Regions from separate parts of the Homo sapiens genome. Here region 2 is linked to region 1. Evidence: chromatin loops called from intact Hi-C (ENCODE). Cell type or tissue: PC-3. All regions are shown on one strand. Each heading gives the region's core, and the rest is flanking DNA. Links, peaks and the distances in the headings are about the cores only.

Evidence for each region. A loop is a pair of places that touch in the nucleus more often than their neighbours do. Peaks named below come from ENCODE experiments on the same cell type or tissue, not always from the same donor. Only the 100,000 strongest peaks of a DNase experiment are listed, where the experiment ranks them.
Region 2: it touches region 1 in a loop (3-fold over the local background); 1 of 110 quality-filtered maps calls a loop at or near these places.

The regions. Positions count from the first base shown.
Region 1 is chr3:161,272,919-161,278,240 of GRCh38, reverse strand. All of the region lies in intron 1 of LOC105374187 (a long non-coding RNA gene), which reads right to left. Among named protein-coding and RNA genes, the nearest start is that of NMD3, 54 kb to the right of the region's middle. RefSeq lists an enhancer at 3,399-3,448. In PC-3, for the core only: CTCF peaks have their summits at 3,155, 3,355 (motif pointing right), 4,223 and 4,429 (motif pointing left); DNase peaks (open chromatin) are centred at 3,350 and 4,430; H3K27ac peaks cover 1,730 bases.
Region 2 is chr3:161,346,661-161,352,011 of GRCh38, reverse strand. All of the region lies in intron 2 of SPTSSB (serine palmitoyltransferase small subunit B), which reads left to right. Among named protein-coding and RNA genes, the nearest start is that of SPTSSB, 22 kb to the left of the region's middle. In PC-3, for the core only: no CTCF peak of the experiment used is centred there; a DNase peak (open chromatin) is centred at 1,911; H3K4me3 peaks cover 438 bases; H3K27ac peaks cover 2,889 bases.

The DNA of each region.
Region 1 (5,322 bases), core at 323-5,322:
TTTTGCCTGAAAAGGACTGTATCTTTCCTTCATTTATGAGGCTTAGTTTTGCTGGATACAAAATTCTTGGCTGATAATTGTTTTGTTTAAGGAGGCTAAAGATAGGAACACAATCCCTTCTAGCTTGGAGGGTTCCTGCTGAGAAATCTGCTGTTAATCTGATAGGTTTTCCTTTATAGGTTACCTGATGCTTTTGCCTCACAGCTCTTATGACTGTTTCCTTCGTTTTTACTTTAGATAATCCGATGACTATGTGCCTAGGTAATGATCTTTTTGTGATGAACTTCCCAAGTGTTCTTTCGGCTTCTTGTATTTGGATGTCCAGATCTCTGCCAGGGTCCATCTCACAGACCCCAGCTGCACAACAGATGAATAACGTACTCAGACACTGATATTCAGTGAAAGAGTGGGCTTAGGGGGTGAGGCCACTGACCAAAAGAGTTGTAGCAGCCGAGACCCTGATTAACTGGCCCTGCTGGAATTTATTCAGCATATATTAAATGACAAAGGCTTTGAGTCAACATCACTAGAGGTTAACTAACCTGGTCCCCTCCCCCCAAGAGAGCCATCCTGCCCGCAAATGATCAAAAGTTAATTTTAGGACCACATGAGTAAACAAGTTATTTAGGTAAACTCCCTTACATTCCTTTGTACCTACTTTAAGCTATTTACTTAAGGTAAGAGGATTAGGCTGCCTTCAGCCAGATCTATTACTGAAGTTATGCAAACCCCTTCAGGTTCCATAGAAGGTTTGTGTCTATTTCTTATAACTATCCTGAAAATTTTTCCCACCAGCCTGCCTTAACTCCCACAGATCTCTAGCAAGGTCAGGGAAATTTTCCTCAATTATTCCTTCAAATATGTTTTCCAAACTTTTAGATTTCTCTTCTTCCTCAGGAACACCAATTATTCTTAGGTTTGGTCATTTAACATAATCCCAGACTTCTTGGAGGCTTTGTTCATTTTTTTAAACTCTTTTTTCTTTGTCAGATTGGGTTAATTCAAAATCCTTGTGTCAAGCTCTGAAGTTCTTTCTTCAACTTGTTCAATTCTATTGTTGGACTTTCCAATGTATTTTGCATTTCTCTAAGTGTGTCTTTCATTTCCAGAAGCTGTGATTGTTTTTGACTTGTGATGTCTATTTCTCTGGAGATTTTCCCATCCATATCCTGTAAAATTTTTTAAATTTCTTTAAACTCCTATTCACCTTTCTCTGGTACCTCCTTGAGTAGCTTACTAATTGACTTTCTGAATTCTTTTTCTGGCAATTGAAAGATTTCTTCTTGGTTTGGATCCATTGCTGGTGAGCTAGTGTGATCTTTTGGGGTATTAAAGAACCTTGTTTTGTCATATTACCAGAATTGTTTTGTTGGTTCCTTCTCATTTGGGTAAACTATATCAGAGAAATATCTGGGACCCAAGGGCTGCTCTTCAGATCCTTTTGTCCCGTGGAGTGCTCCCTTAATGTGGTGCTCTCCCCCTTTCCCTAAGGATGGGGGTTCCTGAGAGCTGGACTGCAGTGATTGTTATTTCTCTTCTGGGTCTATCCACCCAGCAGAGCTACCAGGCTCCAGGCTGGTACTGGAAAGTATCTGCAAAGAGTCCTGTGATGTCATCTGTCTTCAGGTCTCTCAGCAGTGGATACCAGCACCTGCTCTGGTGGAGGTAGCCGGGGAATAAGGTGGACTCTGTGTGGGGCCTTGGTTGTAGTTTTGTTTAGTGTGCGACTTTTCATGAATGCTAGTTGTGCTGGCAGTAAAGTTGTCACATGGACAGACTTAGGACCTCTGGTTAGCCAAGATGTCACAGGCAGTGGAGTTAGCTGTTTTTTCCTTCTTGGGGGAAGGGTTGTTATTTTATGAGTTGCTGTGTTGGTTGGCCTCCAGCCGGGAGGTGGCACTTTCAAAGCAGCATCAGCTGTGGTAGCATAGGGAGGATACAAGCTTGCCCTAGGGTCACCTGGATAAGTATTCAGGTTTCTCAGGTGGTGGGCAGGGCCATAGAGCTCCCATGAGATTATGTCTTTTGTCTTCAGCTACCAGGGCAGGTGGAGAAAGACCATCAGGTGGGGCAAGTTTAGGCGTGTCTGAGCTCAGACTCTCCTTGGGTGGGGCTTGCTGCACCTGCTGTGGGAGATATGGGTGTGTTTCTCATGCCAAAGGGATTATGGCTGTCTCTGCTGCATCAGACAAGTCTCCAAGTCAGTGAGGGAAAGCCAGCTGTGACAGGCTTCACCCAGCTCCCAGGTAGCCAGAAAGGCCAGTCTCACTCCCAGTGTGCTCCCCCAACACGGACTTTATAACCAGGCAGCTGGTGAGCAGGGCTTGGAACTGGCCCCAAGCTACAAGCCTCTCCTCTGAGAAAGCAAGCAGGGCTTTCAGGCTTCACCCCTCCTGCTGTGGCTTCTGTGCCTGTGTCTGCACTTCCCGTTTGCCCCCAACCCTGGATTCTGCCCTGGAAAATTCACACTTGGTCGAAATTACTACAAAGTTCAGCTGGAAGTTTCCTTCTTCCTGTGGTCTTTCCGCAATTCCACTGGCAGCCCTCCCCAGAGACCCCTGTGAAATAAAGTCAAAATAGGTTCCCTGGGCTTCCTTGGATGCCAGAAGTGCCTACAGGCCTTTCCTGCTGCCTCTTCTACTTTTATATTTCTCTCCACTCTCTAAATTCATTTCAGCTCTAGGTAAGGTTAAATCCCTCTCCCGTGATCCAGATTTTCAAGCTCCTCGGTGAGGATGTGTGTTCAGAGGTGGACTTTCACCCTCTCACACTTTGGGCACTCACAGTTTTTCGGCTGTTTCTTGGAGTTTGCAGTGGCAAGCCGCTTATTTCAAAGGGTCTGTGAATTCTTTCTGTTTTCCTGGTATGTTCTTGCAGCAGTTCTTGGAGCAAAAGTTCACGATGTGGTCTCCACATGCTGTTCTGTCAGTCCAAGTGGGAGCTACAAGTTAGTCCTGCCTATTCACCATTTTCCCCTGCAGGCCTCAAGACCATGTCTTTTTAAAAAATTATTTTTGATACAATCTTTCCTTGATTTATGTTGTCATTCCTAAGTACTCCTTGATTTATATTGTCATTCCTATAATGTATTCCTAAGACATTCAAGTGTCTACTATAAAATCCTAATAACTTTGTATTGACATGTTAAACACAATTAGTAGTAGGCTTAATTAGATACATATTTTTAGCTACATGATTGTCAGGACAAATGAAAGTCCCAGGGGTTGAAGGACAATTCTTGCTTCTATAGCATTGTTAGATGCGCCGAATGTTACCTAGCATGTATCCATGGCTTCTGACCAATTATTGTGACAACAAAAACACTCCCACAAATTTACAAAATGTCCCCTAGGGGGCGGTACCACTCCATTGAGAACCACTGCTGAAGGGCTTCAGAGTCTTCAATATGATAATACAAGCTGCAAAGACAGAAACAAGGATAGGATACTTTTTTTCCCCAAGTACAGGTAGTTTCTTGAAGGACTATCGCTTCACTAATCACACTTTGGGGAATGTTGGTATTGATCATTTTTAAAAGTGTATTCAATAGTAAAGGCATTCTGAGTATTGGTCACAAGTGAACAGCTGGAAGGTTCCGGAGACATGTGTCCCATGGATGGAAAGCCTGATACTTGGCTGAGTCTCTCAATGCACCAACCATACAGAAAAGATGTCATCTCTAAGAAGATAAAAGGGAAGCAGCTGATAGAGACTTTCTAGTATACTCAGATACAGACGCAGCCTGAGTCTCATTAGTGCCATTTAGAATAAATGATTTTTTTTAAGTTTCGTACTTGGAGTCCAGACTGTTGCTTTGAAGTCAGCCTTGTAGTCCTTGGACATACTCATTCATAAAACTTATTTTTCAAGGGCCATAAGTGTCTTGTAGGCCCATTTCCCAAAATGAAAGGGAACTTGTGGATCAGACCAGTGAATGAGGAAGAGAATTTTGACTATTTTTTTCATTATCAATTCAAAATATAAAATTTAAACAACGAAATGTTTATTTTCACTATTTTCCCAAGCCTGTAGATTTTATAAGTATTGAAAGACCTATTTAAATTGGAAAGTCTACATTTTAGATTTTACTTCTCCCAAACCTGGCTTTAACTCATAACCAAATGTTTACCAGAAAAATAAATAAAAGCCACGTTATTCGGGGCCTAGTGAGGCTGAAAATGTCCTGATCTCTACCTCGAGTAGAAACAGACTCAGGTAAACAATTACAGAGTAATTGGTGAGTACTGTTAGCCATAGGATCACAGAGACAAGACACTTCATCTAACTTGGAGCCTAAAAAGAGTTTCTTGAAGACTAATTAGGAGGGGACCAGAATTATCTCCTTAATTATAATGTCAATTTTAACAGATTTTAAGTATGAGAATAATGCTTCTGATTTTCAGAAGTACTTATCAGGCATTGGTGCCACCTGGTGGCCATTTTAATTGAACCTAAAATTATTGTTTAAAAGAATTAGAAGTTTTTCCCCCTTCACTGAGGGGAAAAAAATTAGGAAAACACATTTTTATTATTTTGCAACATATTTATCTTACAGTTTCTGAAATTTGGGGATCAATATTTCAATTCACTCTTACTAGATTCTCCAGTCAACCTGACTTGGGTCACTTACTAAAAGGCCATATCTCATCTTTATCCAGATTTGTGAATAGGTTAACAGTTACCACAGTATTTGTAAAATAAGTACTTGATAGTGGTAATGCAAAGAAAATTCCGATGAGATGAGCAATAAAAGATCATCAGTGTTCGATCATATTTTTTTTGTTTTTTCTGAGATGGAGTCTTGCTCTGTTGCCCAGGCTGGAGTGCAGTGGCGTGATTTTGGCTCACTGCAACCTCCGCCTACTGGGTTCAAGGGATTCTCCTGCCTCAGCCTCCCAAGTAGCTGGGACTACAGGCACGTGCCACCATGCCCGTCTAATTTTTTGTATTTTTAGTAGAGACGAGGTTTCTCCATGTTGGCCAGGATGGTCTCAATCTCCTGACTTCATGATCTGCCCACCTCAACCTCCCAAAGTGTTGGGATTACAGGCATGAGCCAATGCGCCCGACCCTCGTTCATATTTTTAAAGGCACTTCATTCAACAGTTTTTAAAGCAAAGGCCTTTACTTATTTAAAAAAATCTAAATTATGGCATCCGTGGTCCTTCCTAAACAAGACTCAGGGAAGCACAAACCTTAAAGAAAAAGAATTTATGGGCCGGGCATGGTGGCTCACGCCTGTAATCCCACTTTGGGAGGCCGAGGCAGGAGGATGGCTTGAGCCCAAGAGTTCAAGACTAGCCTGGGCAACATGGTGGGACC
Region 2 (5,351 bases), core at 1-5,000, 74 kb before region 1:
ACAAAATATTCTGCAATGTTGAAAATATTCTATATCTTTTCTCTCCAGTATGGTAACCACTAGCCACATGTGGCTATTAAACACTAGACATTTAAATTGTCATGTGTGACTAGTGGCTGCCATATTGGACAGTACGGAGACATCTTAGAGAAGCTAACACTTAAGCCTTAAAGTTGGATTTTTCCAACTGCAGGTTGCAATTAGTAGGTTAAGAAATCAATGTAGTAAACACAATCATGATGTTTTTAATGAAAGAAGAGAATAACAAAATAAGGTAGAATTAACTAGAATAGATAAGAATAAATATAATGGAACAGAATAGAATAAAAAATATCAGCATGCTCTGCAAAGTATTCTTTTGAGAGATGTTTGTTTCAGTTATATGACTCTCTCTCTCTTTCTCTCTCTCTCTCTGTGTGTGTATGTGTGAGTGTATACACCATGGATCACAATGTAAGATGTATTTTTCCTCTTTATTGTGTTTAAGAAATTTTAAAAGCCAGTCTCTTATGCAAGGATATTACTCATCTATGTACATAGTTATTGGGAAAAATTTTCCAGATAGGAAGTAAAGCTTCAGCAAAGTTCACTGGAGTTTAGAATAGGGATAACTCTGGACCTTTGAAGGCTTTCCTAATTAATCTTTTCTCTTTTGGATCGGCTTCATTGTTTAGGACAGTTGTAGATTTACAGAAAAATCAAGAAGACAATACAGGGAGTTCCCATATACCCTGAATCCAGTGTCCCCTTTAAAATCTTACATTAGTATAACATATTCATTACAATTAATGAACCAATATTGATATACTAGTATTAACTAAAGTTCTTACTTTACTCATATGTCCTTAGTTATTACTTAATGTCCCTTTTCTGTTCCAGGATTCCATCTGGGATACCACATTACAATTAGTCATAATGCCTCCCTTAGCCTCCTTTGGCTATAACAATTTTTCACAGTTTGCTTGTTTTTGATGACCTTGGGGGTTTTGGGGAGTACTGGTCAGGTATCTTGTAGAATGCCCCTCTAATGGAATTTGTCTGATACCTTTCTCATGATTAGGCTGGATCTATGGGTTATTGGGAAGAAGACCACAGAGGTAAAGTGTCTTTTTTGACATCATATCATGAAGATTATTCATATCATGATTGTTATCAACATGACTAATAATGATCGATGTTGGCCTTGACCACCTGGCTGAAGCAGGGCTTATCAGTTTTCTCCACTGTAAAGTTACTCATTTTTATCCCCCCTTCCATACTGTGTTCTTTGGAAGGAAATCGCTGTATTTCTAATTTTTTAAATAAATGAATTACTCAGTTAAAGGAGGGCTTGTACTTGAGTAAGTCATATTAAGCTGTTTCCAAAGAAAGCTACTGTGAGTACAGAAAGAGTCTCTTTTTAGATACAGCATCTCTCTCTGCAACTGGCAGGACACTTTTATCACTTCTCAGATTTTCAGGTTCCAAATATGAAGCACAAAAAAAAAATGAAGCTGAGTGATTGATGTAGAGTTCCAAAGTGAGTTGAGAAGGAGTTAACCCAAAAATCAACTTTAGGCCCTTCTAACTGTTCAGTCCCTGATTCTGATGTTCTAGAAGTAAATTTAAACCAAAATGTACTAAGTCTTTTTTTTCCCCAGGAGAATAGCTACCTTTAGAATAGGAAATTCCTTAATGAGAAAATCCAGTAACTTGGGGTAGTTCTTTTTTGGCAGGGGGAGGGCTACTGATCACGTCTTCTGCAATATTTCCAAGGTAAATACCACTGTACCAAATCACCTGCTACGCCTCTTTCATTGCAGTTACCTAACTTCCTTCCAGTCCTGTTCCCCAAAACAGAAAACAACAACAAAGAGCTCCCTGAGCAAGCCCAGCCAATACTTTTCTTGCAAGCTCCCCTCAACTGTGTTCACATTCCATGACTCATACAGCAGTGTTCGTGTTACCACATGTGGTTTTTTTTAATTGTTACATTTATTCACTTTCTTCTCCATCCAAGCCAGAACAAAGTCCTGCCCCTGTGTAATGAGTCATAAGTCTCAAATCTTCTCCCTCTCTATCTGAGAGAGGAGATGTAACTTCATCTCCTTCTCCACCGCACACAAATCTAATGAGAGGGAAATCACCACCCGTTGATAAAAGAGTAGTAACAATCAGAAATAAGAAATAATCATTTACTCTGCATTCCCAGTTATGAAATAACCTTTTAGTGGACTTCCAACACAGAAACATTCAGGCTACAGCCGGTATTATCACTGTCTCAGCATGTCAGAGTCAAACTGTATCCAGGCCACTGTACCCCTGCCTGAAGCCACATCACAGTCTGCTTAGGAGTGCCACCTTTGAATACACAATCTCATGAAAGATCTAAGAACATTTTTAAAGTCATCAAGTTTAGAGGAAACTTTTCTTTTTAAAAAAGAATAAACTACTCTCTCCTTCTTTTCCATATATCGAAAGTCATCTTTTCAAAAGCACCTAACTAAAAACAGGAGATGCATGGTGTGCCTGAATAAAGTAAGCATTTCAAGTTCTTGGTTTAGCTTTGCTGAGATACAGCACTAGGTCTCTAAGGAAGTGGATAGATTAATATCACATTTCACTGTGAAAATTTAGGACTTTAAAATGTTTGCTATCATCTAGTTCTAGGTTATCAGTGGATAATTAATTTCATATTTCTGTCATCTTATTTCCTCAAATGCAGGCTCTTTTTCTAGCCTTCTTCTTAGCATTTTTCCATGTCCTTTCCTCCCACTTAGTACTCATTCCTGGGCCATCGATCACTGCATGTTTGTTATATGGTCCAGTTTGCTGCTTCCTGGAAGAGCATCTCCTGCCTGTAATGCCTTTGAGAATAAAGTCTTTCCGAAGCCATTAATATTCAGAAGGAGCCACATAGTAGTACTCAAAATGTATTCATTCAATGAATGAATGAATTCTCCTAACCACATTACTCATCAAATTGTCTAAAGTGGTTTTTTCCTTTTAATCTTGTATATAGTCCCACAGGAGATAAGAAAGTTGACTCACAGAAGGTAGAAATATATTACCTAAGCAAATCTAGAACCTAAAAATAGTGTGCATTCTAACAATAGATTGTAGCAGATGGTTCAACAATAATAACCAACTCTCCCTCTTCTCACCTTCTCATGATAAGAAATGACACACAAACTGTCTTTAAAATTGCTTATCATCAATAAGGGGAAAATGAATCAGAGAAAAAGAGACAATCAGTGTTTTCAAGAGACACTTTTCACATGTCAGTTCTGGCTACTTAGAGGGCTGAGATTGTGGTAACTGGCAAAAAAAAAATTTTTTTAATCTTAACTGCTTAAATGGTTAGCAGTGCAGAAGTATATTTAAAACAGCCAGATTTAAAGTCATTGCAGATTTGGGGTATTTGTGATCAAGATCTTACCATGTATCCACTGTTGGTGCTATACATGTTGGTGTGCTTTTTATCTGCTGTTTCTTTTATTCATTGATTGATTGTTTGACTTTTAGCGGTTTTAAACAATAGACATTAATTATCTTGAAGTTTCTATGGCTCAGGAATCTGGATACAGATTAGCTGGATGCCTCTGGCTCAGGGTCTTTCTCAAGGCCATCATTAAGGTGTTGGCTAGGGCTGCCCAAGCAAGGAATTCTAATTTTAATAGAGAAAGCAATAGCCGGGAAATTAATCAATGCATTTTTTTTAATTTAGAGTGTTTTGTTTTGTTTTGTTTTGTTTTGTTTTGTTTTGTTTTGTTTTGTTTTGCCAGGATCTCACTATGTTGCTCAGGCTGGACTTGAAGTCCTAGACCAAAGGGATCCTTCCCCCTTGGCCTCAGCCTCTCTAGTACCTGAGACTATTGTCCTGCCCCACCATGCCTTAGCATTTTTCCATGTCCTTTCCTCCCACTTAGTGCTCATTCCTGGGCCCTCGATCACTGCATGTTTGTTACATGGTCCAGTTTGCTGCTTCCTGGAAGAGCATCTCCTGACTGTGATGCCTTTGAGAATAAAGTCTTTCCGAAGCCATTAATATTCAGAAGGAGCCACATGGTAATACTTAAAATGTATTCATTCGGTGAATGAATGAATTCTCCTAACCACATTACTCATCACTTAATTAGTGCAGTTTGTTTGTTTTTTGAGACAGAATTTTTGCCCAGGCTGGAGTGCAATGGCAAGATCTCGACTCACTGCAGCCTCTGCCTCCCAGGTCTCCCAGGTTCAAGTGATTCTCCTGCCTCAGCCTCCCCAGCGGCTGGGATTACAGGTGCCCACCACCATGCCCAGCTAATTTTTTGTATTTTTAGTACAGACAGGGTTTCACCATGTTGGCCAGGCGGGTCTCAAACTCCAGGCCCCAGATGATCCGCCTGCCTTGGCCTCCCAAAGTTTTGGGATTACAGGCGTGAGCCACCGAGCCCGACAATTAGTGCATTTGTAAAAGCCACAACAAGTTCGGGTACAGTGGCTTATGCCTGTCATCCCAGCACTTTGAGAGGCTGAGGCGGGCAGATCACCTGTGGTCAGGAGTTCAAGACCAGCCTGGCCAACATGGTGAAACCCCATCTCTACTAAAAATGCAAAAAAAAATTAGCCGGGCATGGTGGTGCATGCCTGTAATCCCAACTACTCAGGAGACTGAGGCAGGAGAATCTCTTGAACCTGGGAGGTGGAAGTTGTAGTGAGCGAAGATTGTGCCACTATATTCTAGCCTAAGCAGCAGAGTGAGACTCTCTCAAAAACAAATAAATAAATAAATAGCCACAACATATAGAGAAAAGTTAATAATATTTCTAAATAAGCAATATTATCTCATTTGTAAAAATGAAGAGTATTTAAGAATATTTTAAACAGGTTCTCAGTATACTGTTGATTCTGAAACAGTAATGCCCTAGGGAAGAGTAGAGGTACAGATTTTCTGAAATACTTGGGCTCCAAAGTCATTTCAACTTGACTCCAGAATGCAGCATTACCACATGAACTTAAAGCCTCCTCCTCTCAAACCCACCACAGCATTGCCCTAACTCAGAGGTTGAAGATAAAACAGTTAACTTATCCAACTAGGCCCTACAGCTTCTGGCCTCACTGTGGCCATTCCCACCTCTTCAGTGTCATCACACTCCCTGCTCCCTTCTCCCTCCGTGGCCCCTCAAAAGCAACCTACTTCTTCCCACCTCCAACCTTTGTACATATTGTTCCCTCTGTCTTGGCTGTTCTCCCTACTTCACTGTCTATTCTATCCATTTGACTCATAATGATCCCTTGGACCTTATCTCAAAAGTCTCTTCCTCAGAGCTGTGCTTAGGTTCACTTTTATTTCTCTTTGTATACATGGCTCAGGAAAATGAGGCTAA